Regions from separate parts of the Homo sapiens genome. Here all the other regions are linked to region 1. The links are chromatin loops, found by intact Hi-C in ENCODE. Cell type or tissue: heart left ventricle. All regions are shown on one strand. Each heading gives the region's core, and the rest is flanking DNA. Links, peaks and the distances in the headings are about the cores only.

Evidence for each region. A loop is a pair of places that touch in the nucleus more often than their neighbours do. Peaks named below come from ENCODE experiments on the same cell type or tissue, not always from the same donor. Only the 100,000 strongest peaks of a DNase experiment are listed, where the experiment ranks them.
Region 2: a loop joins it to region 1, with 2.1 times the contacts of the local background. A loop is called at or near these places in 14 of 110 quality-filtered maps.
Region 3: it touches region 1 in a loop (2.5-fold over the local background); 13 of 110 quality-filtered maps call a loop at or near these places.
Region 4: a loop joins it to region 1, with 2.7 times the contacts of the local background. A loop is called at or near these places in 5 of 110 quality-filtered maps.

What each region holds. Positions count from the first base shown.
Region 1 is chr11:11,403,859-11,411,221 of GRCh38, forward strand. All of the region lies in intron 3 of GALNT18 (polypeptide N-acetylgalactosaminyltransferase 18), which reads right to left. Among named protein-coding and RNA genes, the nearest start is that of CSNK2A3, 54 kb to the left of the region's middle. RefSeq lists enhancers at 1-579, 1-1,121, 544-838, 5,008-5,509. In heart left ventricle, for the core only: a CTCF peak has its summit at 3,808; no DNase peak of the experiment used is centred there; H3K27ac peaks cover 883 bases.
Region 2 is chr11:11,523,813-11,531,175 of GRCh38, forward strand. The region is part of intron 1 of GALNT18 (polypeptide N-acetylgalactosaminyltransferase 18); the gene reads right to left. Among named protein-coding and RNA genes, the nearest start is that of GALNT18-AS1, 42 kb to the right of the region's middle. In heart left ventricle, for the core only: no CTCF peak of the experiment used is centred there; no DNase peak of the experiment used is centred there.
Region 3 is chr11:11,532,225-11,539,587 of GRCh38, forward strand. The region is part of intron 1 of GALNT18 (polypeptide N-acetylgalactosaminyltransferase 18); the gene reads right to left. Among named protein-coding and RNA genes, the nearest start is that of GALNT18-AS1, 34 kb to the right of the region's middle. RefSeq lists an enhancer at 5,865-6,693. In heart left ventricle, for the core only: CTCF peaks have their summits at 3,507 and 3,706; DNase peaks (open chromatin) are centred at 2,994, 3,513 and 6,207; H3K27ac peaks cover 4,589 bases.
Region 4 is chr11:11,033,640-11,041,002 of GRCh38, forward strand. No RefSeq gene overlaps it. Among named protein-coding and RNA genes, the nearest start is that of LINC02752, 78 kb to the right of the region's middle. RefSeq lists enhancers at 3,204-3,704, 3,705-4,205. In heart left ventricle, for the core only: CTCF peaks have their summits at 3,370 (motif pointing right) and 3,582; no DNase peak of the experiment used is centred there.

The sequences.
Region 1 (7,363 bases), core at 1,394-6,393:
GGTGAGGTTGCTCCTTGTCCTTCAGTTTAATTGCTGTGGATGGTACAGAGGAAACCCAGCCCTGCTGCCAGCAGCTGTAACTGCTCCCCCTTAGATGGTCGGAGGATCCCTGTCCTCAATTCCTGGCCCCTATTCCAGAGGAGTCATGTGCAGTGGGCAGGATCCAGGCAGCCTGGCTCTTCTGAGGGAGCTGTGCCCAGAGATACCAGGCAAATGATGAGCGAATGCCCCGCCACTTGCTGGCAGCAGGAGGAGAGCATTCCCATGTCTCATGGGCTCCCCATGAAACGGGCTTTCTCTTCCGTAAAGGAGTGAGTGTCTAGGGGAGTTCATGCGTGCACGGCATGGAGCCAATTATCGCTGCTCCAGGAAATGGGGATGGCATTGATCACTGAATTCCCCAGGGGAGCCCTGGGCTTCAGTGCCAATGCCTCTGCCTCACCATCCATCTGTGAATAGGGGTAAGACAAGCGGGTATATTAGTTGGATTCAACTTCGGCTGCTTTTATTCTCTCACCCTCCCTAGGGAAAGCAAATGCCCATGAAATTTAGCAAGGCAAGAGGAGCAGGAGCAGGAGCTGAAGCACTCAAAGGCTGATGTAAGCCCTGGCCCGGAAGGAGTTAAGGATCAAACGGCGCCCAGGGAGTGAGCCAAACATTCCATGTTATAGAAGTAAGGAGAGTCACGTGGGAGGAAAATGTCTGAGTGTATCTGAACCACGGCTCCATCCAAACCTAAGCCCTCCGCCCCACCCTGCGTTCTGGAATTCCTCTCAAGCTTTACTGCCCGCAGCCATATTCTCATTCAAATGGGACTCTCTCTGTCTCAACTCTCATTTCAACCTAACTCTGACTTCATCTCAACCTTAACATCCTTTTGACCTCAACCTTCCTCCCGGCTCCAGCCCCGCACAGACCCTGACCATACCCTGGCGACTCCATCAGCTATGATTTCACCACCACCTGGCCTCAACTTGAACATGCCCCAGCCACACCTAACCCAGACCTCAGCAGACCCGGACTCCACTCCCAGCCCATGGCCACCCAGGCCAATCATGTTTCCTAGAGCAGAGCATGAAAGGGGTCCCGCCTGTCATGGGGGAACAGATGAAGCAACAGAGCTGCTTTGCTGTGCTCTGTGTTTCTCCTTCCTATTCTCCCACATAACTGTATGTCAGGTGGCCAGACACCTTCTTGTACCTTAGAGAAGTCAGACTCAGTTACCTGACACTTCTGTGCCTTGAGCCCCGGCCGTGGCAACCTGAGTCAATGGCCTCCACTCTTATTTCTCTCCACTCTGTGCTGGGTAATGGGAGGCAATGTGGGGTGTGGGTGGTCAGGGCAAGGTGGATACAGGAGACAGCTCCTCTTCCCTCCCTTAGTTTTAGATTTCTAGGCTGTGAAGGAGACTCATGAGAAAACCACGGCATCACTGTTAAAAATCATTTGGTTTTATTCCCACTACACTTATATTGTTTTTAAGACAAAATTAAGACCATGGTTATCTCCTCCACAGAGACGAGTTAAAATAATCCTTTTCAAAGTGAATTTGAAGTGGCTAGACTTTGGAAGGAATGAGATGGAGGTGGAAGGGTGTCGCAGATTTTCACTGACTTGGAGGAGGAGGGTACTTGTGCACATGAGTCTGGGGTTCAAGGTCTCTTCTTCCATGGGCTTTTGGATTTAGAGCAAAGAGAACCACATAGAAGCAAGAGGGCTCTTTGTCAGGGGCAAGTCTCAGAACACAGGAAAGGATCACATTTTCTCCTTAGGAAAGTTAGAGAGACGCGCCGAATGCAGACCACAAGTGGGGGCCCTCTGAGGGCGCCTTTTGTCCAATCTGCAAGCTGGGAGATATCTTTTCAATGCCTAGAAGCTATCAGATGGAAGAGAGCAAGTTCACGTTTCCTGAGAGTGAGAAAAGTCAAGATTACTCATGCAGCGATGGGTAAGAGTTCTATGTGGCAAGGAGGACATATGGGTGTGTGATCCTTCCATGCTATGCCTATATTCTGCATGTCTTTCTTGCTGCAGGCAGCCTTACTGCTGCACTAGTCCTAATTTGATTTTTAGCACCTTCAACATGGTCCTCTACAACAAGCAAGGTGTCGGCAGTCCTGCTGGACCAGAAGCCTCACATCTCATCTCACGGAGGTTCATAGCAGAGAGATCGGAGAGTCCCAAACAGCTACATGAGGATAAACATTCCCCCACAGTGTATCTCCCTATTGTGATTTTCTCCTTGTGAACTGTGTAACTTATATCATCATCTTAATAAAAATATATCTGTGAGAGCAATTGTATGTCATTGAATTTTAAAATAATAGCCATATTTTCCAAGCACCTACTATGGGCTAAGCATATAGCCTGGGTTAGTGGCTGCCAGGGCTGTTGTAGACAACCCTCCTTTGGTAGGTAGGAGGATAATCATCATAATGTCTGCAGTTTCTACAAGATAAGAGTCTGTTGTAATGACTCAGCTCAGCTGTTTATTGTACCTTTTCTGGTTTTCCACCTTGGTATCTGGTGACAACTATCAAATTACAGTTAAAGGTTGAAATATTCTGTCTCCATAGGGCTAACTTTTTATACTAAATGAACTGAAAGCTGGTAAGTATCACAAAACGCTGATATTTCCAGCCCCCTGTCCATCTCCAAAGTCGCTTGCAGAAATGGTTCGACATTTATGTACTATTTCAGCCATGTTGAAAGGAAGGGATGGTTCCCAGTTGCCATTGCAGTACAATAAAGGCAAAGTTGAACACCAGGGACCCAGAGGGTTAAAATGCCATACAAGTCGGGGCAGTATACCAAAATAATTTCAAAATGTGGCCAAAGCCATATTCTGGAATCACAGTCATCAAAACAAATATGATAATCAGAATACATGGGAGATGCCTGAGATAAAAGCCAGCAGAACAGAAAGGACATGGGAATTATCAAAGTCAAATATAGTCCAGGGTCATGTCCTTGGCCAGTGGATGTTCCCATCCCCGCCCTTTTGGAAGAAAGCCCAAGGCCTTGCCCCATAGGTGTGGGTCTTCAGGTTCTTTGCAAGAGGGTGAGGCCAGGAGGAATATTATCCCTGGAGGGTTTGCACTGAGGTGAGGGTCTCGGGGCCAGGTTGGACCAGGAGGAGGCCTTCCTTAGGACAGCTTAGAATAGCCTAAGTGGAGAAAGAACCTACTCAGTTCAGGGAGGAAGCAAGCTCATTGCCAAAGTACTGAGCCTAATGGATTTAAACCAGCAGATTGCCAAGCCCAGGACTTGGGAACAAGCTGGGATTTTACACGTCATAGGCAGAGACAATGTGTTCAGGCCAAGGCCGTAAAGGGGAGGAGTGCCTGAGGATGGCTGTGGATGGCAGGGGCTGGTTTTAAAGGTTGGCGTGTCCAGCTGACAGTCATCCTTCTTTGCAATCGTGTGGCTTTCTGACAGACCAGGCAAAAGGCTGGTGCTGAATCGCTGAAAGCACCCTCCAATCAGATTAGCAAACATTCCCTTGAGGAAACAGACCAGGCCACTTCTGCAATGAAGAGGCAATTAGGGAAGCTGCCTTCCCCTGAGAGAGCCACCACCGCTGAGACACAGCCTGTGCCACTTCAGCACACACGTCTCTGTTCTGCAGAGCCAGAGATAAATAGCAAAGGCCACTGGGCTTCAGCCCCATTTATTATTATTCAGAAACAGCACTGCGGAGTGTTCTCAAAGTCAGCTGCATGATGTAGCCAGCCAATGCTGCCAGATGATTTAGGGGACAGGAGAGGAGATATTCCCAGTAACCGTGTTATCCCAGACAGTCAGGAGGCACTGCAGGACAAGGGAGCTGCAAAACTTTATTTGGCCACTGAACTTAATAAACCTAAAAGGAGGGCAAAGGAGAAGAGGGAGCATGGCCAAACAAAGGTTTGGAAAGCTAAAGGAAAAGGGACCAGATCCCCTGGGATTACGAGCAGCAGGAGTAAAGAGCGGCAAGCCATGGCTGCTCCACAGAAGAGAGGGAGGGAGGCCAGGGCAGAGCTCCCAGCTGCCTGTTGGATGCACCGAGTGGAGGCCCCACCCGCAGTCATTCACTCCTTGAAGCAGTGTGTCCTGAGCGCCCTATAAGAAACATTGTGTCTAAGATGTAGCCCTCTCCCTGAGGAGTTTACAATAGAGCTGCCCAGAGAGAGAAATTATACAAAACAGTAATCAGAAAACCATACATTAAAAAGTATATACTACTGGCCAGGCGTGGTGGCTCACGCCTATAATCCAAGCACTTTGGAAGGCCAAGGCAGGCGGATCACTTGAGGTCAGGAGTTTGAACCAGCCTGGTCAACTCGGTGAAACTCCATTTCTACTAATAAATACAAAAATTAGCCGGGTTTGGGGTCGGGCGCCTGTACAATCCCAGCTACTTGGGAGGCTGAGGCCGGAAAATTGCTTGCCGGGAGGCAGAGGCTGCAGTGAGCCAAGATCGTGGCACAGCACTCCAGCCTGAGTGACAGAGCAAGACTTCATCTCAAAAAAAAAAAAAAAAAAAAAAAAAAGGAATATACCGCCATGTGGCCTAGGGGAATGTTCCTCTCAATGAACAGATCAGAGAGCACCCAAGATTTATGCAGAGAAGACTCTGGAAGAAGGTGAGTCGGGCAGAGGAGGCATATGCACACCAAGTCGCATTCCTGCCTTCCAAGAGTCGCCGTCTCTTTGGGGTCACCTGTTGTGACTCCTACTCTCCCACTTAAACAAATGTTTCTTATATAAAGGAAAAGAGGCTGCCCCCTCAGTCTCTGTGGGGAACTGGCAAGGCACCCACACCTGCATCGTAGGCAGGAGGGAAGGTCTATTTTTGCTAGGACCCAGTGCTGATCTGACATGCTAACAGCCCCTACTGGGCCCAAGTCAGTTTCCATGGCGTCTGGAGCCTCCACCCTCACCCCTGACCATAAGTTCCTTGAAGACACAGGATGAGTATATATGGCACAGGGCCAGGGTCAGAGCAGTGCTCTGCAAAGGAACCACTTGATTTGGGTCAGTGAAAAACTACATTCCTAGGCTGTTCTCAAGGCTGACACGTGAGCCCAGATGATCAGGCTCCAAAAGGCAAAACAGCAGCAACCCACAGACACATATGTGCGTCCTAATCACCAACTCCTCCAACTTTGACGTGGTGGTGAGGCATTGAGGTGTCACGATGTATTTTTCAAGGGAATGTGTCTTTAATTAAAAACAGCCCTGGTACCACAGGCTAGAGGTGAAACCAGCATTTCCTTCCAAATGCTACCAACAGATGCCACTCCCTGCTGAGGCGTGGGAGGCTGGTGGCTGGTGGCCTTCTGCCCACCTGCTTCTAGCTACTGGCTCATGGGGGCAGCCAGGATGCTCTTCTCCCCAGCTCCCTGCTCAGGGTCAGCAGCTCAAATCCTGGGAAGGAAACTCAGTCAGTGTCTGGGTTCCTAGTGCGTGAACTCCCTAAAGGCAGTCTGTATCCCTGTCCTCCCACAGGGCAGGCCCAGCAGGTCCCAGAATCAAAGCCGCCTCTGCTCTCTGCACAGTCTGGTCTGGCTAAAGGGCAAGGCCTGGAGAGAGTTTGGGACTCCACCCGGCCACAGTCCTGGGACTCGTCAGATCTCTATCTTCACCACAAGCCAGCCTTCCTGTGCTCAGCCAGGTCCTCTAGGGGACCCCGGTTCCCCAAAGTGAAGCCCCATGATACATCTGTACCCAGATAACTCCCCGTATCCTCTCTGCCCACCCCCACCCCAGCTCCATGCTCTCCCCAGTCACTAGAGGCAGCTCCATGCAGGAATCTCTGATCTCAGCCCTTTCTAAAGACAGTCATTGTGCCCTGCATTTTATTCAATGTTGTCCTTGGTTCTAGCTTTGTCCCCAAATTACTATGTGAGTTGGAACGGGGAACTAATAAGGGGACTGGACCAAGTCCTGAGTCCCCTCTGCTATGTGAGTCTCAGGTCTTCTTTCCTCTGTGGGCTGACTTCTGTCTGTCTTGTCTGAGGTCACCTCTATCCCTGCTATCTATGTAAACAAAGATTAATACACAGTGACAGGTCCATAGCTAAACCTTAAACTCCATTGGAGCAACTAGAAGTTAACTCAAAGCTCCCTGCACTACCAGGGTTACGCCCTGCAGCACTATCAGCCAAGACAACAGCATGGGCTGGGCACCCTCCGCCTCTCCCCACCCTTCTTTGTCTCTCTGGACGGGGCTCCCTGGCCCTCCCACAGGGGAGGATCAGAGACAGTGGGAAACTCAGAGAGAGGGTGTTTAATCTCCCAGCCTCTCCCTGTCAAGGACTCCCTGTGCTGGCTCCTGTTTCCCTGTGTCCTCTCTCCCTTCAGGCCTGGAGTAGGAGGGATTCCTGCTGTTTCTAGCCCCAGGGTCTTGTGCTGTCCCTCCTGGCAGCTTCCTTGCATCCTGCTCACACCTCTACACTCATCTCTTGATGAAACTGCTCAAATTACCCACTTTGAGAGTGCCACCTGCTCCTTGCCAGCACCCTGCCATCAGATCCTGCGGTCGGGGGATTGAAGATTGTGTGGAATATTGGGGGGAAGGGAAGTGAGTTCAGAAGCAAACCTAGGAAAAGCCCTAACACATTTTTATGTTCATTATACTCAAATAATAAAGACAGCAAATGAATTAAAGGGCACATCGGTGGTATTTTTACATGTCTTAAATGAGCAATCAGGGGCACTGTATAATTAATTTCCATTTACCATCCTTTGCTTGCTAAAACTTTCTCAAGATTTCTCACCCCTGCAGTTTTCAATGACACACCTGAAAGTCTGCTTTGCTTTGCTGCAGATAATATGCACACTAAGAGGCATTTTCCCCTGGGTCTGGAATTTTAGTTGAACGATGGCTGTCTAATTTTATGGCTCAGAACTGGTGGCTCCTGTCTCCTGTCTTACTGCGTCTCCAGAAATGCAGCAGCCCTTGGTGCTTCAAGTGAAAAGGCCTGGGTGACCCTTACTTAACCCAAGCTGTTAGCTGTCACTGAGACAACATCTCTCAAGCCCTCCCCAGTATACATAGGGAACTATACACTGGCACCCTCCAAGACAGCCTCCTGCTAGGACATGTTAGAGACAGTGGGGTCCTGGCTTGACTCTGTCAATGCCTCCTGGGTGCCACAGCCCTTGGCAGGTTCATAGAACTTAGTGGAGGCTGGGTGCAGTGGCTCATGCCTGTAATCCCAGCACTTTGGGAAGCTGAGGAGGGAGGATCACTTGAGCCCAGAAGTTAGAGATCATCCTGGGCAACACAGCAAGACCCTGTTTCTAAATAAACAAAAATAAATTAGCTGGGTGTGGTGGTGCATGCCTGCAATCCCAGCTACTCGGGAGGTTAAGGTGA
Region 2 (7,363 bases), core at 828-5,827, 120 kb after region 1:
TCAGAAGTGAATTAATTAAAGGACACTGGGAAGCTCATGGAATTGCCAAGAGAGGTAGCGAACCAGGCTCTCAGGTCACCAAGAACATCACCCCAAATCTTATTACTTCAGTAGAGGACCCTCTGGGCACTGCCAATACTGTGGATACTGGGCACTGCATTGCAGCTACCAGCACCCCAAGAACTCAAGGCTCCTGGCACTTCAGCTAGTGCGAGGTACCAGCTCTTGATTCAAAGTCTTAAATCAAATACTTGTGACTGATGTAGCCCAAGTCATAGACCTGGCCCTAAATCCAAGAAAGGCTAGAAATCACTTATCTAGTAGAAGCCTGTTCTGATCAGCCTCTCTTCCTACCAAGACTCAAAAAGTAGGGAATTTCCCAAACATAAGAAGTGGGCTCAGATGCTAGGTGGCCCAAAATGACACATGTCTAACAAATGAGGAAATTGGAGTTCTTCAAGATCCTTTTCAGCAGCATGACTCTATTTAATTTCATGGATTTCAGCAGAGTATATTATAATTCTCATTTATCTGCCCTCCTTCTCTGTGAAATATTACACATAGTTATTTATTACCATTGCCTTGCAGTATCCCTCCATCCTATGGGAGAATGGTTTCTCAATAACACTGAGCTTGAACCTGTAACTTGCTGTGATCAATGGGATATGATATAAACTAGGCCCTAGCAGAAGCTTTAGGAGCCATTGCATATGGAGGCTCTCACTTTCGTTTTCTCTTCCAGGAAAATGGTGTGTTCCAAATAGGGATTGGTCCTTCAGCCTGTGCCTCAGAATGGGAAGACACGTGGAACAGAACCTAGCAGAGCTGTGGCAGCCACAACTGACTCACACAGTCTCCAACTTTAATGTGAGCATAGAAATAAGTGTTTCTTATTCTAAGTCACTGATTTGGGGGCGGGAAGCTGTTTGTTACAATAAAACAGACTGATACACATTTATGGAGAACCAGTCCATACCATTGTCTAGTGAACAAACGAAATGTATAAGTAAATAGGACTCAGTCTCTGCCTTCACGACATTTGTCTGTGTCATTCTTGAATCATAGCTGGCAGAGAGTGGAAGTGTTTTAAGGGAAGCATAAACACAAGCTCTGAGAAGCAATAGGAAAGGAGAGAGAGATTCTGTCTGGGGTTTCCAGGAGGCTCCCAGAGGATGCAAAACTCAGACTGGATCTTGAAGACTAAGTCCAGGGTTATCAGAGAAGGTTGAAGAGAAAGGAGGGGATTTCATGCAGAAAAACCAATATACAAATTCAGAGAGGTGCAAGAAAAAAAATACATATATATGCATGAATACATTCTGGTGTTGCCGGAATATAGACAGGGTGGGGAGGAGGAGAGGTAGGAAAAACAACGAAATGGAGGAGATTTCGAAAGGCCCAGAATGCCATCCTAGCAATTTAAACATCACTCTCAAGGAAACGCGAATGACTGAAAGTTTCCACTGGATCCTTACCTTCTAGGGTAATAGAAATATTACCCTAGAAGTGGTAGAATGGAGGTGAATGAGAAGCAGGGAGCTCAATGAATAAGAAAGACTGTTAGATGAAAACCAGTGCCAGATGATAAGGTCCTTATCTGAAACAGCGATAGTAAAAGCAAAAAAGTTCACGAAACATTTCAGTGGCGAAATCGGTAAGACTTGATTGGATGAGGTTGAGACAGGGAAGAATGAGTAATACACAGAATACAGGGCTACTGATTTTATCTAAATGGAGAATGGAGTCAGTTGTGGATATGGAGGAGGTAGGAAGGGGAACAGGTTTGAAGAAAGCTGATGATCTGGTGTTGTGCATATTACTTTTTTTTTTTTTTTTTTTGAGATGGAGTTTCGCTTTTGTTGCCCAGGCTGAAGTTCAATGACACTATCTCAGCTCACCACAACCTCCACCTGCTGGGTTCAAGCAATTCTCCTGCCTCAGCCTCCCGAGTAGCTGGGATTACAGGCGCCCGCCACCACGCCCAGCTAATTTTGTAATTTTAGTAGAGACAGGGTTTCTCCATGTTGGTCAGGCTGGTCTCGAACTCCCAACCTCAGGTGATCCGCCCGCCTCAGTCTCCTAAAGTGCTGGGATTACACTCATGAGCCACCGTGCCCGGCCACGCATATCACATTTGAGGTGTCACTGCAACATGCTAATGGGGGTGACCAGTTGGCAATTGGAAGACACGGAAGAAACTTCCATCTGCCTGGAGTGGGGGAAAGGTATGAGAAAGGCTCCAGAGGCAGTGTAGACATTTGCTGTAAGTATGCTAGGCGTTCTCAGGGACAGGATGTTGGAAGAAAAGAGAGCAATGGCATTTTAGGCAGGCAGTCAGGGATGTATAAAGCCATAAAGGCAGGATGTCATCAGGGAAGACCAGGAAGTTAGATGTGGGTGGAGGGAGGGAAGCCAGTATCGGCTTTTCCATGTAACAATTTCCCGCAAGCCATGGGCCCGGCCATGGATCAAACATTTCTGTGAGTGACAGACTGTTTGTGTGATGGTAGAATAGCACGACTTTGTGAATAAATTCATAGACTCTTACAAGTAGACTCCTGGAGTCTTTGATGTTCCTTTAAAAATGCAGCGCTGGTCCCTTTCTGGCATGTATAGTTACTTCTTTCATTGTCTTTCTGCTATAAAAACCAGAACATATGTAGTTATTCATGGAAGTAATAAATACATCATTCTTTCTTTTAAAAATATATTTCTTTTAAAAATATAGTGTATTTGTCAGGGGAGAGCTGGTTATATTGCAGTAACAAAAACACCCCAAATACCGGTAGCTTATATCACAAAGGCTACATCTCAGGCTACACGTCCATCAGGATCACCTAGGATCTCTGCTCCTGTGTCATCATTGTCACCCTTACATTGGGAAAAGAGCTGCTAGAATACCTGTACCATTGACCATTGAGCATATATTGGCTCTTAAATTTTCCACCTGAAAGTGACATGTCACTTCTGCTCACATTTATTTAGCCAAAATAAGTCACATGGCCAAGTGTGAAATCCAGGGAAAGTGGGGAATATTACTCTCCCGCAGGAGCACAGCAGCTGTCAGTGAACAGCAATCCAGTCGAGTCCACGCCACACTCTAAGATGGACAGGTTCCTCAATGTCTGTGGGAGTCTTGCACCTAGACTATGACAATTATCATCTGATGTGGGTACCCTCTCTTGAAGGAGCCCGACACAGGGAAGATGCTTTCTCATTTATAAATGCATTTCTCCAGGCCTTGACACCAGATTGCCAATGACCTTGGCATTCCTGGCCAGGAATGTTTCCTGTCTAGGTCTGTACTCCCTGCATAGTGATCCTTCCAAAAGTCTTCATTGTCTTGAAGGCACCCCCCAACCCCTGTCCCCTGCCAACTCTGCACTAAGGATGGAGACGAGCAGCATCTGCTTCTGCTTCTACAGTAGCTTTTCTCTGCATGAAGAAAATCTGGCACAGAACCTATGTTTCACTATCTAAGACACTTTTTTGATCAAATGTCCCCATGGTCTGCTGTTGGATTGGGGTGTTTCTTTTTACCCCTGCAGATACTTGTTTGCCTTTCGAGTCTCTGGGCTGATGCAGTCAGCTCATTCCGGTACAAAACAGGGACAATAATTATTATTCTTACGTGGTTCTGCAATTCACAGATTTTTCCTAAGTAAATGTCCACATGAGCTTTATTCTACAGAACTGTAAACAGATGCCACAAAGCAGTGTCTCTGCCACCAAGGTTCACCAATTAGAGGTACCAAGCCATGAGCAATGGCCCATGAAATATTTAAAATTCTTCAAGATTAAATATATATTATACATTTTTAAAACCCTAAGTCTAAATGTATTTATAAAGCCAGATTTTATTTTCCATGTTCTGCTTTCTAGAACAGAGCTCTCTGGGCATAACAAATTCCTCCCCTCAGTCTTGAAGAGCCCATCAAAGCCAGGCATCTGCAATGAGCTGTTTTCTATTCATTGCCTGATGGACATCAATTATTCTCTATTTTCTTAAACTGTGAATAGTAAGAGACTGTTAAACTCAGGCACCCTAGCAGGAGACAAACAGCAGAGGCCCTGCCACTGCCCAAACCACCAATACCTCTAGATGCCAGGCAGGCTGGCAGCTGGATATTTGCTGAGCATTTCTGATATACCAGATACTGTGCTAAGCACTTAGCATGGGTTATCTTATTTAATACTCATAACAACTCCATCACATAGGTGCTGTGATTACCCCCATTTTACAAAGGAGGAAACTGAGTCCTAGAGAATGTTACGGAAAGACAGCAGAGAGTAGGTGACATATGAATAGAGTCTTAGAGGATAATTGGAAATTATTCAGGAGTTCAAAAGAGGAAGGCCACCCAAGCAAACTGAATGACATGGATAAAGGCATGGAAATGCAGAATAATATTGTGTGTTTGTGGAAACGTATAGACTAGGAAGGCTAAAGCACAGAGTACTTAGGTAGAATTGCCTAAAATTCCAACTAGGAAGGTCAACTAAGGCCAAATTTTGACGGAACTCAAATGCGGTGTGGAAGAGTTTGGGCCTCTTACTTCAGAGACTAGACAAGTAACCAAGGAGAGAAGTGGGCAGGTGTAAGACAGTAAGGAGTTGTGAGGACTGTGGCAAACCAGAAGGTACACACCTTCAGCTGTAAAGGCAATCAGATTCTTTAAGTGTGAGCTGAATTTGGCCTTTAGGGAATCAGCTTGCAAACTCTACAAGGCAATGAGAAGCTGATAAGGGGAATTAATCAGAGACTGATACTGTCAGATCTTTTTGTTAACAAATCTCCCTGACAAGCATGTGGATGATGGGCTATGCGGGGCAAGACTGAGAACAAGGGAACCACCAAGGAGGTAGATGCAGGAAAGTAGAAAGACATGATGGGAGCTAGGACCTGGGTGATACCAATGGGTAGAGAGAGAAAAGTGATAGATTTGAGAATGGAATATTAAAAAGGAAGAAACTGGCAGGACTCAATTCAAAAAGGATATAGGGGAAGAGGGCATGGGAGTTTCAAAGATAATGCCCAAGCCTTTGGTGCAAACCATGGGGCAAAAATTTGCTGTTAAACCCAGGGAGTGGAGGAGTGAAAGATAAGAAGTGTCATTTCAGATAAGCTGATGGGCAGAGTTTTGACATTCTGCTACTATGAGAGGCCCTCAGGGCTAGTGTGGGTCTTGGCCAAGACACCTTGCTAGCTCCATGGTCGAATGACTAAAGGGTCCATCAAAGAGAACAGCCTCTTCTGTATTCCAGGGGTTTACCAAAAGTTCCAGGAGGTACTACTAGTGCCTTCCCTGTGTTTCACCAGGATACCCATTGATGCATGAGGTCACCAGGTACCAGATGTGATTTCATGTGTCAACTTGTCTGGGCCATGGGGTGCCCAGATATTTGGCCAAACATTATTCTGGATATGCTTGAGGGTGTTTTTGTATGAGATGAACATTTGAATCAGTAGACTGACTATATGTGGGTGGCCTTCATCCAATCTGTTGAAGACCTACCTGAATAGAACAAAAGGCTGACCCTTCTGTGAATGAGTGAACCCCTCCTACCTGACTGTTTGGGCTGGAACACTGGTCTCTTCCTGCTTTCAGACTCTAAATGAACATTTGTTCTTCTTGGGTCTCAAGCCTGCCAGCTTTTGGACTGGAACTTACACCATCTGCTCTCCTTATTCTCGGGTCTTCAGACTCAGAACTACACCATGGCCTCCCATAGACCTCCAGCTTACCAATTTCAGATCTTGGGGCTTCTCCGCCTCAATAATAGTGTAAGCCAATTCTTTATAATAATCTCCTTATATATATATATACACACACACACACACACAGAGACATATGTAGATCATGTTTGCCACATGTGTGCACGTGCATGTTAGAGGGGAGAAGGAGAGAGAGAGAGACTGTATATGAGTGTGTGCCTACGTATGCACATGTACCTATATGTGAATGTGTGTATGTCTGTGAGTGTCTTAGAGATTGACCACATATGTATGAGTGTGTATGTGTGTGAGTGTGTACATGACTGTATGTCTTTACCCAGGTTTAACTCTCCTTGGCTTTCATACTCAGTATGAATTATTCTACAGAAACATTCCTGCATCTTTCTGAAGTTCTTCAGAGTCTGGACCTCAGCACTGAAGGGTGCTTGAGCAAGGCAGCTGGAAGACAGCTCAAGTGTCACAGACATACTGACATCCCACCTAGCAGCTTTGCTTGAAGTCAAGGCCTTAATTGCACCCCAGGGCCAGGCCCTCCATCCCCTCCTCCCCAACACAGGCTCATTCACATGCACCGGCTTGTGATGCCTCTAGTAAGGAGGCCAGGCCAGCCAGAGAGGAGGGAAGGCTGGAGCGAGCAAATTCCAGCCCTAAAGCAACTCAGAGTGGGGAAGGGGCCCCTGGATTCCTGCCATCTTTAGCATGCACTTAATAACTTAAGGCAATTTTTTTTAAGTGAACAAATGCCCTCTGTCCACAGCAAACAGGAAGGCAGTCCTCTTCCCTGGGCTGCTGACGGGGCCCTGTCTCTGCCCCCAGGAGACACCTTCAAGCTGTGGGTGCTGTCAGCAGTCATTAGGGCAACATCAACTGGACCTGAATCCACACAGCACTCTGGGAAGACCCTGCTCAAAATGCCAGTGGGCAGGACAGGCCCGTGAGCTTTGTGATCTGGAGTGCATTTTTCAATTAACCCTTCTGGAAGTCCATCGGACCCAAACAGGCGTGCCATAGGCATCCTCTAGAGGAAAAGGAAAGGCAGGCAAAAGACTAAGGAGTTCTCCAGACCTCCCAGACCACATAGAGCTGGGACTGGAGGCCAAGCTCCTGACCTCCATTCTACCTGCCCAGCACTTGGACAAAGTCACCTGTGGAGCCCTTCAGTGTTCACGACCCAAAGCCATTCTGGTCAGCTGTGCTGCTGGTTGGAGAGCACAGAGTTCTCTTGTCAACCAGCACCACAAACGTACTGTCCACTGGGTGCCCCACAGAAGCTCAGCATGGAGCCATCAGCTCCCACTTCCTGGCAAAAGTCCTACTGAGACTAGCAGGATTGGAAAAGAGCAGAGCCAAGGAGGTAGGGTCAAGTGGGAGAGAGTCTACCAGAGCCTCTGGGGGCCTCAAGGAGACAAAGGCAAGAAAAAGGCACTCACTGAGGACAACACTGTGACGCCATGCCTTGCACCCCAGGCTGAGGCCTGCTCTGAGGACAAGCCCCCTGCCTGCAATAGGCCTTTGCCGGCTGCCTTCACTGTACCTCTCCCTCCTCCTGAGTGTGCTGCTGTAGTAGAAAGAGAAAGACACTACACGAGGATTTATTCTGAATATGTGTAAATCCATAGCTGCCTT
Region 3 (7,363 bases), core at 1,236-6,235, 130 kb after region 1:
AGAGAGGAACAACAGGAAAAGATGACTATCATTCATTGAGTACCTGAGCTGGAGCACGGATTTTACAACCATTTCTCCATTCTAAAAACCAAGTAGACCATCGTTCATCTCTTTTTACAAGTAAGAAACCAGGGCTCAGAGTCTTCGGATAACTATCCTGAAGGCACACAGCTAATGAGCAGTGAGAGGCGTTCAGCCACAGGTGAGTCCAAGCCCTGGCCCTTTCCACTCCCCTGTGCTATTTCTCAGTCTCCCTTACCCAGAACATAGTCATGGCCACACGGTGGGCACTCAATCAATGCTCATAAAACCGAACTGAAGCTAAGAAGAAAATCCAATGGCATTCTTAAATACAAAGACAAAGCTCACCAGTCATGAAGAGAGCCAAGCTGGTCAATGCCTGTGCTCAGATCATCTTGAACAACATAATGGAATATGTCTATGGCTGCAGTCCTGGAAAAACACAGAGGGCTTCCCGCTGAGCTGCTTCAAGGCTGACCCTTGGTCAAAGCCATGCATGATATTAAATTCCAGGACAAGTGCTTTCTGACTGACGCATGGTTGAGAATTGGAGCCTCAGAAAGACTGAGCTCATCCCTCAGCCTACTCTCTTGGCAAGGCCAGGGCAAGCACTCAACAGCAGATAATTTGCAGACAGTCTATGCTGCTGATGGAAACTAAAATGCCAGGTAATTAACTAGATGGCAATAAGGGTGCTACATAATTGCCATAATAATAATTACTGTCATAATTCTTTGGAAGGTCAGATGGCTCAAAGTTTGAGACCTGTTCAGAGCTCAAAGTGGGGTCTGGGCACACCTGCCCCCTCATAGTAACCAGTGCATTGCCCTGCCCACCCCCATCCATGTTACTCCCCAGCCCTTAGGTAATCTCCAGAACCCAGAAAATGTTACAGCTGTCTGGCCTCAGAGATACCTGCCCATTGTGCCAAAGCTGGCAATGAACTCCTGTTCTGTTGAACTGCTACCAGGAATGAGGTAGCTTCTTTAGCTTGTTTCATCCTCAGGGCGCCCTATTAGTGATCTGTCATCACCTGCAGGCTACAGAGAAGAAGCTGAGCTCAGCCAACTTGCCAGCAGTCTCACAGCTGGTCAATGAGGAAGCCAGGATCCAAACCCAGGTACCCAGGTCTGCCTTGTTCCAAATCCTACTGTTTTTGCCATACCTACTGATGCTAACGCCCTCCAAGCCTGTTCCAATGCCACAGTGCTCTTTATCCACATACGTCTCCCTAAGGAGCCACCAGGAGTGAGGCGACGTTCGCTCAGAGACAGACACATGTACCATCTCCAGATCAACAGGACCTGGGCCCCTACGGCACTGAGTCAGGGCTAACCATGGCACCCCACTCTCTCCACACTGCCTCCTACTTTACCTCCTCTCCACAACAGCTATTTATAATCCTTATTTGTACAAACGAAACAGTGTATTCTGGCTTTTTTTCCTGCACTTTAAATAACTAAGTTATGGATAAAAGAAACAGAATGAAAATGTTATCCAATCATTGGCCTGCCCTGGTGCATGTCTGTGTATCTGGTATTTTCTCCCAGTGCCATTCCGAGTAGATGCCTCGTTTCTCTGCCTCATTATCTCCTGCTCTCCTTTGTGCTTCTAAACAAAGGTGACGTGGCATGGGGCCATGACTTGCTTACTGCCTGCCTGGCAGATGGAGTAGGGCTGGGTCTGTCATGTACCCCAGCCCCTCGGGAATTATAGTACAAGACCTAACATGGATTGAGCTGTGTTGCTATGTGCCAGCACTATGCATCATCTCACGCAGCCTCATCACACCCCATGCTAGCACCCCTACGTCACAGATCAGGAAACTGAGGCTTATAGAGGTCGAGTGGCTTGCCCAAGGTCATGGAAAGTGATGAAGCCAAGACTTGAACTAGGGCAACCAGACTTTGGTGTCCAGGCCCTTAGCCATGGGTAATAGGTTCACGCCTTTGACCACAGCTGGTCAGAACTAACAAACTCCAATGGTGACTCCTATCGCCAACCTGATGGCCCCTGAGGGAGGCTGATATTCAAAGAGACACACAATGACCATGAGATCTGCCAGAACCCTCTGAAGGAGGAAGTATTAGCCCATGGTAGGCATAATATGAAAGGAGAATGAGCTACTCACCAGCCATTTTGTCTCACTCTTATCTTGAGTAATGGGTTTCAATTAGTCAGTCAACAGACATTTGCTCAATGCCAACTCCATGCCAGACCCTGTGCTGGATGCTGCTGATGCAAAAGTGAATATAACACAGTCTTGTCCTCAAGATGCTTAGCCAGCCAGGGAGACAGATGAGACAGCAATAGCTGAGCCAGAGCTACAGACATACACACTGAGATACAGGTCTATCCTTGCCCAAGACGTCAGATTACCACCCCTCCTGCCATTCTATGTGACTTGAAAACTTCCACCTTTTCCTCAATCCATTTTCCATTGGCACTTACTTCATTCTATTTAGCAGACAAATAGAACCTGTGCAGTTCTTGCTGGATTCTTGATATATTCTCCACGCTGTGTTTACAAATACAACTGCAGACACAAATTTCTCCTGCCACCTGTCCTGCGAGGTATGCTGGTGGCCTTTAAATGCTGGATTCTGTTGATGTTCCTGGTGCAGCAGCAGCAGTACATGCAGCATGCAGCAGTCTGCTCATGTCCCCTGCAGCACGGGAGGAAAACGGCACAATGCAGTGGGGACGCCATGGGGCAGGGAGCCAGCAGACCTTGTTCGGGTCCTGGCTCCACTACTGTCTTGCTGAGTGACCACAGGCAAAGCTGTTAGCCTCTCTGAACCACCATTTCCTTGTCTTTAAATTGAGGAAATTGAATAAGGAGCTTCATCAGATCCCTTCCAAAGTCCCGTGGAGTATCTGCATGGCTCTCAGCCCACAGTGCAGTGCTTTTTACATAATACAAAAAGAATGAGTGTGAACAGCTGCTGGTGAGGCAGACCCTGGCCCCCGGCCAGTTGGAGACCAGGGCACTCTGGTACCATGGGTAAAAGCGTGAGATACTGAATGAGCAGACATGGTGACCCCTGGTTCTGCCACTGAGCAGCTCTGCAACACAAGGCAAGTCAGTTAACTTAGATGAGCCTCAGTTTACACAGTAACATGGTGATAACATTTTCTGCATTGAGTTGGTGTGAAGATTATTTGAAATAATGTGATTTGAAGCACATAGCAAAGTAATAGATGCAACCTCCAGTATTATTCTTTTCTGTGCTGCCCTTATTGTCCATGGAGGCCAAGTTCTGATGTCCTAGGGCTGACTCCTGGTTCTCATGGGCTCCATTTTCCACAAAAGGGCTACTAAGCTCATGCCAGCTCCTTCCCAGGGAAGAGAACCCTGCCCTGTCCCCAGCCCACAGGCTGGGCTCAGATGCCGTTGGCCAGACCTTCTGACCACCCAGCCGGCCGAGCTTCCACAGCCAATCCCTGCTAGGTTTGCCCGCCTGCCTAGATCCTGTGACTTCCTCCAGGGAGTGATGGTGCTTTCAGCTGCAGCCTACCCAGTAAATGCATTTCCTGCCAGGCTCCCACCTTCCTCCTGCATCTGCCCTGGGGACTGTTGTATGCCATGTTTGTCCTGCTCCCTGGGGCCTCACAGTGGCCTGCTGGCTAGACGTGCTTTCCTGCCTGTTCCTCACTTCCTGTAACTGCCTCTGGAGCCCCCAGAGAAGCTGTGTGAAATCACAAGAGGGCCTTTCCCATGTAGAGGGTGGTCCCTATCCACGGAGGTCCAAGTCCTCCACCCATTTCCCATCCAAACACGTACACAGTAATTCATGGTTTAGTCTAAGCAAGCAGATCTTTCAACCTAGGTTCTCTCTCCAGCTATTCCTGACTATAGTTTTAAGGGGCCTGTACAGGAAATGACATGAAATTATCAAGACCTTGGGCTAAATTGGACACATGGAAAAGACCACTCAGCAATACTAATAATAAAATATTTCATTTATTGAGCTCCAGGCACTTTGTATACATTTCCTCACTGAACTCAATCCAACAGCTCAGTGACATAGGTACTAACATTATCTGTATTTTACAGAATAGGACTGGACTGGTTAGCAAACGAAGTTTCCAAGATCACACAACTGGTAGGTCCAGGGCCAGGCTGTTCAACTAGGTCTGTCTGCTCTAAAGCCCCAGTGCTAAGCCAGGTTTCTATCCTGCCTCCCAAGACAGTCAAGGTGGCTCTGGACCCTCAGAGGAAGGCAAGAGGGAGGAAACCAGGGCTTCCCCTCCTTACACCTCACTAGGATCTGATCAGATGCTGCTATTCTGGCCTCTGATAACTTCTCCCTTCCTGACATCAGCTTCTTCCTCTACAGCTCTGTAGTCGATGAAACCCGCCAAGACCTTTAGCAACTCCGTATCTTAGAAATGAAAATTGAGACAAAAAAAAAAAAACCTCCTGGTCCCTGCATGCCACTTACATAGATCACAGCCAGAATGAGTCTCTAAAGAGAAGGACTTACAGACTCTGCTAATTGCGTTTAGCAAAATGACGTTCAGCTTCACATGTGGTAGGTGCACACCACTGTTATGCCTTGTGCATTCCTGCTTTGCAAAAACAATGACCAGAGCTTCATAAAGTGGTGCTTCAAGGCAGAATGTTAAGGCAAAAAAGAACAGGGCTTGGCCAAAGCCAGGCAGCACCACTACCTAAGTTTCTTATTTAATTTCCTGAAGTATGTGTGGTGCTGGTTCTTCCTGGATTTGTCCAGGCCATCTCACGCAGTTACATTTTTACTCTGCACAGTGAGCAGAATGTTTTATGTTTTATATAAAAATGAATATACTGCTCACTATGGATCAGACACTGTTGCAAGTGCTTTATCCAGATCAACTCTGCTGATCTTCATAATAATTCTATGGGAGAGGCACTGCTGTTAGTCCTGTTCCAAACATGAGGGAACTGAGGCACTGAGAGGTCATCCAGCTTGCCTAAAGTCACACAGTTAATCGGGGTGGAGCTGTGAGTCAGTCTGCATTTTTAACCACTGTGCTACCCTACTCTGTATTTCCTAGGAATCTGTTCAATATACAAATAAAGATAAATATATTGCTTTACCTTTGTAAGGCTTTTAAGATGAATACACAAGTCAGGGAAAAAAAAATCCTTTAACCATAATTCTTTGGAGAATTTAGAAAATGTGGTCACCAGGATACAGGCAATCATGTTTTATAAGGAGAAAAGATTTTGTAGGTCTGCATGGTGTCTAGACAGGGAGCTGAGAAGAAAGGATATGTCCGTGTGTCTCCAGGGCTGCCCAGAGAACAGGAGCTTCACTGAAGACTACAGGCCCTAGTGATTAGACAGAAATAGCCCAGCCATGGAGAAAGTCATCCCTAAGCTGACTGGGTCTGGAGGAAGCAGGTTATAAAACACTGTTTCCCAAAACCCAGTCCTTGGACTTGCCACAACAGAACCATCTCAGGATTTTATTAAAAATGTTGATTTAGGACCTCACCCTGGACGCATGATCAGAATCTCTCAGGAAGGAATAAAAGGGAGCATAACCCAAAACCCTGAATTTTTAACAAGCTTCTCAGATATTTGGATTACAACGAAGTTTGGAATTCTCTGCCCTAAAAATCTGATGGCTCTATTTGCTGTGAGAATCTGTGCACTGTGCATCCTTGGGAAATATGACCTGGCCTCCGAATAAAGGATGAGTTACAGCCCAGCCCAGTTCCATGGCCAATTTTAATCTAATACAACTATAATATAATAACAACAATAATGATAACTACCAATTACCGAGCACTTACTACATGCCAGACACTGCTGAGTGTTTTACTAATCTTATTTATGTTAACTCTTATCACACCTCTGTGCTGGAGTTATCATCGACCTTGTTTTGCAGAGGGTGAAATTCAGGCTGGAAGAGTGGGTGACTAGCTAAGGATTACACAAAAAGCAAGCAGCAGAGACAGAATTCAAACCCAATCTGACACCTTGACCTTTCTGGTTCTGAGCTCAAGGTCAGTGTTGCGAACAGCCCGCCCTGCCACCACCATCCCCAGGGCTATGATGGGGCTGGGAAGGCCACTCACTAAGGCCAGGGTGTCCTTTACTTGGCAGGGAGCAGCTGGAGGAGGGCTGCTCTTTCTGCCGCATGTTCATTTCAGCTGAGCCACCCGGGGTGTCTGTCCCCAGACGTGGACACCAGCCAACATGCTGGGCTGACTCCAGCTCCCAGAGGCCTGGGCCTGCAGGGTGGGAGAGACCAGCATACCACAAGCACCCTGTGGCCTCAGCAACTAGTGTGAACTTTTCCCTGCTTGCACCAACAACCCGATAGCCCTGGAGCTCGCGGCACTCCTCTCAGGGGCCTCGTCAGCAGCTCCTATCTGGGGATGAAGCACAGGCTGACCTGATAGTGAGTCCTCCCTTCCTAGAGGTGCCTCCCGGAGCTCTGGTTTCCCAGTCAGTAAATGGGGACCTTAACAGGGCCTCACTGGGCCTTTGGAAGGATTAAGTGAGGCGCCATCTGGGAAGCACCTGGCCCCAGGGCCTGCACATCGCAGGCCCGCTGATCTCCTTACTCCTGCTGCTGCCTCCTTTAACTTCATGGCTGTGGTTCCCATCTGCACAGCACTGCCTGGCCTCCCACCCAAACCTTCAGAGATCCCAGTAAAAGATGCTTTGTCAACAGAGGTGCCCCCCAGATCCCTGGGTGCCGTGGGCCTCCCTTTTCACTCAGTCCCAGGATGTGGGCATATCCAGAGCAGGGACCTAACTATCTTGTTCTCTGTGACATCTTTGGGCTAGAGGAGTGCCTGGCAGGGAGCAGGCACTAATGTCTGCTGAATGAGTTAATTCAGTCGCTGAACAAATGGGAATGGTGCACCTGCTTTGTGCAGGTCCAGTGCTGAGGGCAAACGCATCTGGGGCACAGGGCTCTGCCCTCAGATCTGATATCCAAGGCTCCCTCTCAAGGGCCCGGTGCCAGTAAGGCGCCCTTCCCAGCACCCACACCTCTGCTGCCCCAAAGCATGGCTAGTAGCCTTGAAGCCACACTGCCTCCCCCACAGTCTTCCCTTCAGCCAAGCCTCCCAGAGACAGATGCTCAGACCACCCTCTCCTTCTGCAACTTTCTATGTGAGCCTAGGGCACAAGCCAAGCCCAGAGGCCTCTCCTGAAGAGTGAGCAGGTCGCTTTCCTTTGGCCTGGCCACCCTTCCAGAGAGCTGTCCTGAACACCTCGCTGCCCACAACCTCCTGCAGGAAAACCACAGGCAAGGCAACTATAGACACGAGCCAAACCCAGGAGGAGATTCACCCCTGCCCTTCAGAAGACCCCAGAGACCCCACTGTGAACATGAAA
Region 4 (7,363 bases), core at 1,105-6,104, 370 kb before region 1:
ATGGCACAACCACTCTGGAAAACAGTTTAACAGTTTTGTTTAAAAAAATGCAACTGCCATACCACCTAGCAGTTACAGGTTCAGGCATTTCTTCCGGAGAAATACTTAACATTTACAGAGAAACCAGTGCACAGATATTTATAGCAGCTTTATTTGTAATAGCTAAAAACTGGAATCAGTCCAGATGTTCTGCAGCAGTTGAATGGTTAAACTATCTGTGGTACATACATATCATGGAATACTACTCAACCATAAAAGGACCGAGCGCAGTGGCTGACGCCTGTAATCCCAGCACTTTCGGAGGCCGAGGCGGGCAGATCACGAGGTCAGGAGATCGAGACCATCCTGGCTAACACGGTGAAACCCTGTCTCTACTAAAAATACAAAAAAATTAGCCGGGCGTGGTGGCGGGTGCCTGTAGTCCCAGCTACTCGGGAGGCTGAGGCAGGAGAATGGCACGAACCTGGGGGGCGGAGCTTGCAGTGAGTGGAGATCGCGCCACCGCACTCCAGCCTGGGCGACAGAGCGAGACTCCGTCTCGGGGGAAAAAAAAAAAAAAAAAGAAAATGGGCAGAATGTATAATATCAAAATAATGGCACAACCGCTCTGGAAAACAGTTTAACAGTTTCTTTTAAAAAAATGCAACTGCCATGCTACCTAACAATTACAGGTTCAGGCATTTCTCCCCGAGAAATGCTTACATTTACAGTAAGCAGTGCACAGATATTTATAGCAGGTTTATTTGTAATAGCTAAAAACTGGAATCAGTCCAGATGTCCTGCAACAGTTGAATGGTTAAACTATCTGTGGTACGTACATATCATGGAATACTACTCAACCGTAAAAGTAACAAACTACCTGTACTCATATATGCAACAATTTGGATCAATCTATAGGGAATTTTGCTGCATGGAAAAAGCTAATACCAAGAGGTTGCATACTGCATGATTTCATTTATATAACATTCTTGAAATGAGAGCATTTTAGAATTGGGAGACAGACTGGTGGTTGCCCAGGGTTAGGACCTAGGGGAAGGCGGTTGGCGTGGGAGGAAGATAGGTGTGATTATGAAAGGTCAGATGAGGGATCCTGGTGGTGTTGAAATGTCTTCACTGTGTGGTGGAGGCATGAGCGTAACACAGGTGATAACAATGTGTGAAACACCCCCCACCCCACAAACACACACAAATCCGTACAGGTAAAGTAGGAAATCAGGATAAGATGTGTGGATTGTGTCAGTGTCAATCAGTGATATTGTACTATAGTCTTGCAAAACAAAACAAACATTTTGTTACCATGGGGAAGCTGGACATAATGTACAAAGACTCCCTCTGTATTATTTCTTATAACTGCATGTGACTTTATAATCATCTCAATAAAAGTTTCAATAAAAAATAAGTTAAAGCCAAAGCCTACGGGTTTTTAACAAAAACCTCGAGGAAAACTTAAAGAGCTGTCCACCCCTGCTTTGAGAATGTAGAGTCCTGGATAAGCAATTAAGTTTTGTTGAGACCAGCACTTCTTTTTTTTTTTTTTTTAATTTTTTATTATTATACTTTAAGTTTTAGGGTACATGTGCACAATGTGCAGGTTAGTTACATATGTATACATGTGCCATGCTGGTGTGCTGCACCCATTAACTCGTCATTTAGCATTAGGTATAACTCCTAATGCTATCCCTCCCCCCTCCCCCCACCCCACAACAGTCCCCAGAGTGTGATGTTCCCCTTCCTGTGTCCATGTGAGACCAGCACTTCTTAATTGGGGTCAGTACCACCCCATGGGGGTGTGTTTGAAAATGTCTGGGAGTGGTTATGGTTGTCACACTGACTGGGGGATGTCTTTGGTACTCAGTGGACAGGACCAAGAATGCTAAATATCCCGCAGTGCCTGGGACAACCTGACACATGGTGAGAATATTCTTAACCCCAAATGCCAGCAGCATTCCACTGAGAAACAAGATTAGATGGCTAAAATCTTAGCAACTATTTAGATAGTTTGTGCCTTAACATTTAAGTGAAATCTATGCTTATTCTATATCTTGTCATCATAAAATTGAGTTTCTAAGTCTGTTTATTAATGGACAAAGAGCCTTCCCTTAATATTAAACATTTTTAAAGTTTAATTTTTAAATAATAGTTTTAAGCTCAAGACTCTAAAATTGTTATAGGAAACATTTATTGCAATATATTTGTTGTAATGAAGAATATTTCATTTTTTTTGGAGAAAACAGTCTTTTTTTATCTTGTTTAAAGTTGTGAACTATATTTTCTGCAGAAATTTGATCTTCACCTTACCTAACCTTAACCTTAACCTTCTTAACCTTAACCTTAACCTTTGTGATGATGACATCACTGATACTGTGCTAATTAACTCAATTAGTAGAAACGGACAGTGTGAACTACTTTAAAAGAGAAGCATAGCTGGAGATAGGTTTTTTTTCAAAGTTTATTTTACAAGTAAAATATAGTGAATTTGATTACCTCAAAAACATAACAGAGAATCTCTTTTTCATGCCATTTCTCAGTAAGGTTTTTAGCTCTTCTCATTTAACTTTTTCTTTTCTTTATGAAGTCCTGAGATAAATGAGCCATTTCTGGAGGAACAATCCAGATGGCTTTTGCGGTCACCATCCTGGAGTATGAATTGAGGAGGAAGGCGTTCTTTTCAAAATGAGCCACAAGCAAAACTCCTCCTGGTTGGTCATCCATTCTCTGCCCTGACATGTTGTGTGCAGAAACCCATGTGACAGCATGAGTGTGTTGTGTGGATATGTGCTTCCCAGGACAGGATTATGTACAGGGGAGTTGTACAGACATGGAGTGTACAGATACATTGTAGAGACAAATGTTAAAGAGACATACAGTGTACAGAAATTGGATTGTAGAGATATGAACTTCACATACAGGAGTTACAAAAGCATGGTATGCAGATTGGATTATTGAGATGCAGGTTGTCTAGACACTGGCCCTGAAGGCATAGGTTGTGTAGACACAGCCTGGGACCAAGCTCTTTGGTCCTGGCCTTAAAGCAGGGTGTGCAGCATGAGCCCAGTGATGGTTGCCTGGCTATGTGCCAGAAGTGGGACTCTGATGTCTGTGCAGAGGGTGAGGGCAGGACGGTATATTCTGCCACTCTACTTTGAGCACTGGCTTTGAAGCTTTCCCTCCAATGCCATTCCCACCCCCAAGGGACTCAGGAAATGACTTCTGTCTTTTCTTTGATAGAACAAAGAAAGAGAGAGTTCTAATAGATGAGAGAGAGAGAAAGAGAGAGAGAGAGAGAGAGAGAAAGAGAGAACACCAGATTCAGACACAGAAGGTTCTCAAGGATGACCATGGTGAAGTCTGGGCTTCAGCAGGTCTTACAGACCACCAGGGGTCAGTCTTGGGTTCTACAAGAGGAAACCAGGAGGTATTTGCTCAGCACTGGTTCTCACCTGAGGACCATTCAGAGGAATTTATTCCACTTTAATATACTATGGTGTTAGCAGCTTTGAAATTCTTTACCGCCAAGGGGGCCTTAAAGCCAATGAAGCAGGAGTCTCAGGAATGACCCGTATGTCAGGCCTGCTTGTTTATAATCCTCAGGACCACAATAAAAGGCAAGTTTAATCGCCTGGTGATTCGGGACTTGGGGGCCCAAGTGTGCTAACCCACCCGTCAGGCCCAGGGGTCTGCCTGAGCTTGGGAGGGAGGGAGTTTGGGGCTGGGCCTGGTTGGGAAGCCTCAGGCCTGGGCTAGGTCCAGGGCTGGGCTGGGCTGAGGCTGGGGCTGGAGGGGGCTTCAAGTGAACTTTGGTTCTGAGGTCACTGGTTTTCCTGTTGTAGTAACTGACTTCACAGACTCTGTCAGGATGAAGGAAGACACAATGCTGCCAGTACAGCTGCTTCTACAGGAAGCCCCATCCCTGATAGCTAAGGCTAGACTCAGCTTGGTACTTAGTGATAAAAACAAGAACACTACCACAGCTATTGCACATTTACTATGTGCCTGGCACCACTGTAAGCACTTTTGTGCTTCTTTAATCCTCATAAGAATCCTAGGAGGTAAGTACTAGTATTATCCCCATGGACAGATGAGGGAAGTAAGGTTTAAATAACCTAAGTAACTTGCCTCAGGTCACTCAGCTGGTAAATGCCACAGCTGGGGTGAACCCAGGCACTCTGGCTCCTTAGCCATGCTCACAACCCACACTACTAGATAATACTGCAACGTTAAGAGCCTTTGGAGAGTCTATATGTCAGCCCTCTTGTGGCAGATGAGGAAACTGAGGCCCAGACCCAGGTCACATAGCTGGTGAGTGGTAGAGTTTGAACCCAGACCCAGGTCTCTGGCTCCCAGCTTAGAGCTCTTGTCACAATACCATGCAGCCACCATTTGCACCAAACCAAGTTGCAAGACATTTTAGCTAAAATGCAAGCTTTGGGTCAAGGAATTGGAAAGGGCCAGAATTATCCTACGGTCTCCCGGCCTCATGGGGTTGAATGCTTCATAACTAAGCCCAGGCACTATCAGCTTGTCAGAGGGTAGGGGCCAAGGACATGGCCCCTCCAGCTGCAGACAAACTGCTGGGCAGGATCCAGGCTGGGGTCAGCTAATAGCCCCTACACTTCCACCCCCATTTCCAGGCCAGGGGGACACATCCTGGACAAGCGAGAAAACCTGGCAGAAAGAAACAGAGAATTTTTCTTCCTTCAGGCAAACAGGCTCCTCTCAGATCAGAAACTGTGACAGGGTTTTCATGGGAGGTACAGGCTGTGATAGGAACAGAGAGCTCTGGTATAAGCAGCTCTGAGAGAAGGAGTAAATCATCTCCTGAAATGTTCTGGGCAGCTGCTCACTCACTAACAAAAATACCCTGCTTGGCACAGCTCTGGTCACTCAAAAACTACTCCAGGGACCTGGCAATTTTCAAGGTGTGGCTCTGCTCTTGAGGAAGGCAAAAGGAACTGTTGGGAGAAGAGTGCAGTGTGTGCCAGGCCCTCAGAGCGGGGATGCAGGGGAGCCCAGAGGAACTCTGAGCAGGGCTAGGGGTAGAAAATAGCAGTGCAGAGCTCAATGGTGCCTGCGCCTCCCAGCTCCCCAGCAACCTGCGCTTGTGCCTAGCTCAGCAGGTGTTTGTTGAGTGGAACTGAAATCAATAATGAGAAAATCCTGAATGAAGGCTCCAAACAACAAATTGCTCAAGTGTAGGACGAGGAAAGCTGGCTTAGCAGAGGCCAGGGTGCAAAGCTCTGGGGAGCTTTAGCTGAGTGAACACTCATTATGAGCCAGCTATGTGTTGTGGCTGTCAGCAAAGCTAATGAATCTATCCTAAATTGTGCTACCGTCAGCTTCGATTCCAGATCAAAGGGGAAGATAATCCCTGCAGGCTTTGCTTTGGTCAGCCCATCAGTCCAGATCTGAAAATCCATGTCCACTTCTGGGCCTCACATGTTTAAGGGGATTTGGGCAAATTGGAACATATTCAGAGAAGAAAGATGCAAAGATATGAAGCCATGTCATGCTGACTGATGCAGGACTGGGACTATTTGGGCTGCGAAACATTGGTCTGGAAGCAGGGAAGAGGAGGGGAGCTGGCGGTTGTTTTTGAAACTGTGAAGGGCTCTTGTGGGAAGGGAGAATTAGGTATTCTGATTTGTACCAGAGGCAGCAAAGAGTTAAATAAGAAGCAGGAGATTTGGAGCCAGACAGATGTGGGTTCATGTGCTGGCTCCTTCTCATTTTACCAGGTGACAATGGTCAAGCCACATGACCTCCTCAAGCTTCAGTACTAAATCAGTGAGATGGAAACAGAAATGCTTATTGCTCAGCACTGTCGGGATTATACACCCAGCACAACACCTTCCCCATAGTGGCTACCCAAAGACCTTTTCCCTTTCCGTCCAGAAGACAGAAGCTTCCCAAAGGAGTACCATGGCAGGAGGAAGGGCAAACTTCCTCACAGTCATGGCTGGCTTCAAAAGCCAACTTGCTTTTTATGTTGCTTTGTTTATGTTTTTCTCCTAGAAGAATGCTTACTTTTTATTCCCTTTCCTTTTGGCCTGTGTTATCATAGTTTCTAATATAAATTATTGAGTCACTTTGCATTTTTTAAAAATGAGAAACAGAACACACAAGTACAAGGCATCTAGCCCTAACAATTGTTTATTTTCAACCAGGGGCTGCTTGTCTCTTTGGTTAGCGCTGAAGAGGCTCTTTTAAGTCTGAAAATGGACTTCTCATTCTGGGGCTGGATGACTCACCCGAGCTTAATGTCCCTAGATGGGGTCCCCATCCCATCCCCAAAGCCTCTGTCCTAAGTTCTGCAAAGGGTTAGAGGCCAATGTCTCTGTCCTAACCCCCACCAAGACAGCTAACCTGGGGTGAAAGATAACTCAGGGGAATTATTAGAACATGTCTGGCTGCTTCTGTAAATGTATGAATAGAAGCCCATTGTCCCTATCATTCCTGACTTCTGTTGGGCCAGGCCTCAGTTAGTCCATGCTGATGGGCACGGTGGAGGCTTTATCTGTTAGACTCCTTGGATGGAGGCTCTCTTGGAGCCTAGGACTAATATCCATCAGCAGAGGCAGGACAGTTCTCACTCTGACGTTCTGCAACTCCCTGAAAGTGTAGAGAGAATGGGTGCAGTCAGAAGAGTTTATGGACTGTCCGGGTGGCACTGATGGGCCCAGTGAGCTGTGTAGTGAGTGACCTATGGAGTTTGGAGATTGGGGGGCCACTGGCATGTCATTAACTCAAAGCAGCAAATGAGGCAGCATGGTTGGAGGGAGGAGCTGGATTGGAGGATGTGGCGGGGGAGCCCAGGACTCAGTGAGATGGTAGTCTTGCGTGTCGCTTCTGGAGAGATGGATGAAGTCAGAAACAGGAGAATGAACAATGAGGCCTGTAAACAGCAGAAGTGAAGAACAGGATGGGATAAAGGCCGTGGAGCAGGACACACAGTTCAGGGCTGATGCCATGAGCAGTGAGAGGGCTGGAGGGCGTGGCAGGGGTACGGGATAGTGGATTGAAGGGCCAGGGAACACGAATACTGGCCAAGGGTTTCCCCAATAGGCCTCTATTGATTCCCAGCACAGAAAAGTCACGACCTCAGTTGTACATTGTGGAGCATGGTCAAAGCCAAGTCCTGTCTTTGACGTTCATGCCAAGCCTAATTGGATCCAAATAAGGTCCGTATGCTACAATTGTTTGATGTCTCTCAAGTCTTGCTTCAGTTTTTCTTTAAAGTTTATTTGTTGAAGAAAGAGAGTCGTATGCCTTGTAGTTTCCTACAGGCTGACTTTTGCTGCTTGTCTTCCTGTGGTGTTATTAACACCTTCCTCTGTCTTCTGTATTTACCCTAGCTTGGTAGGTA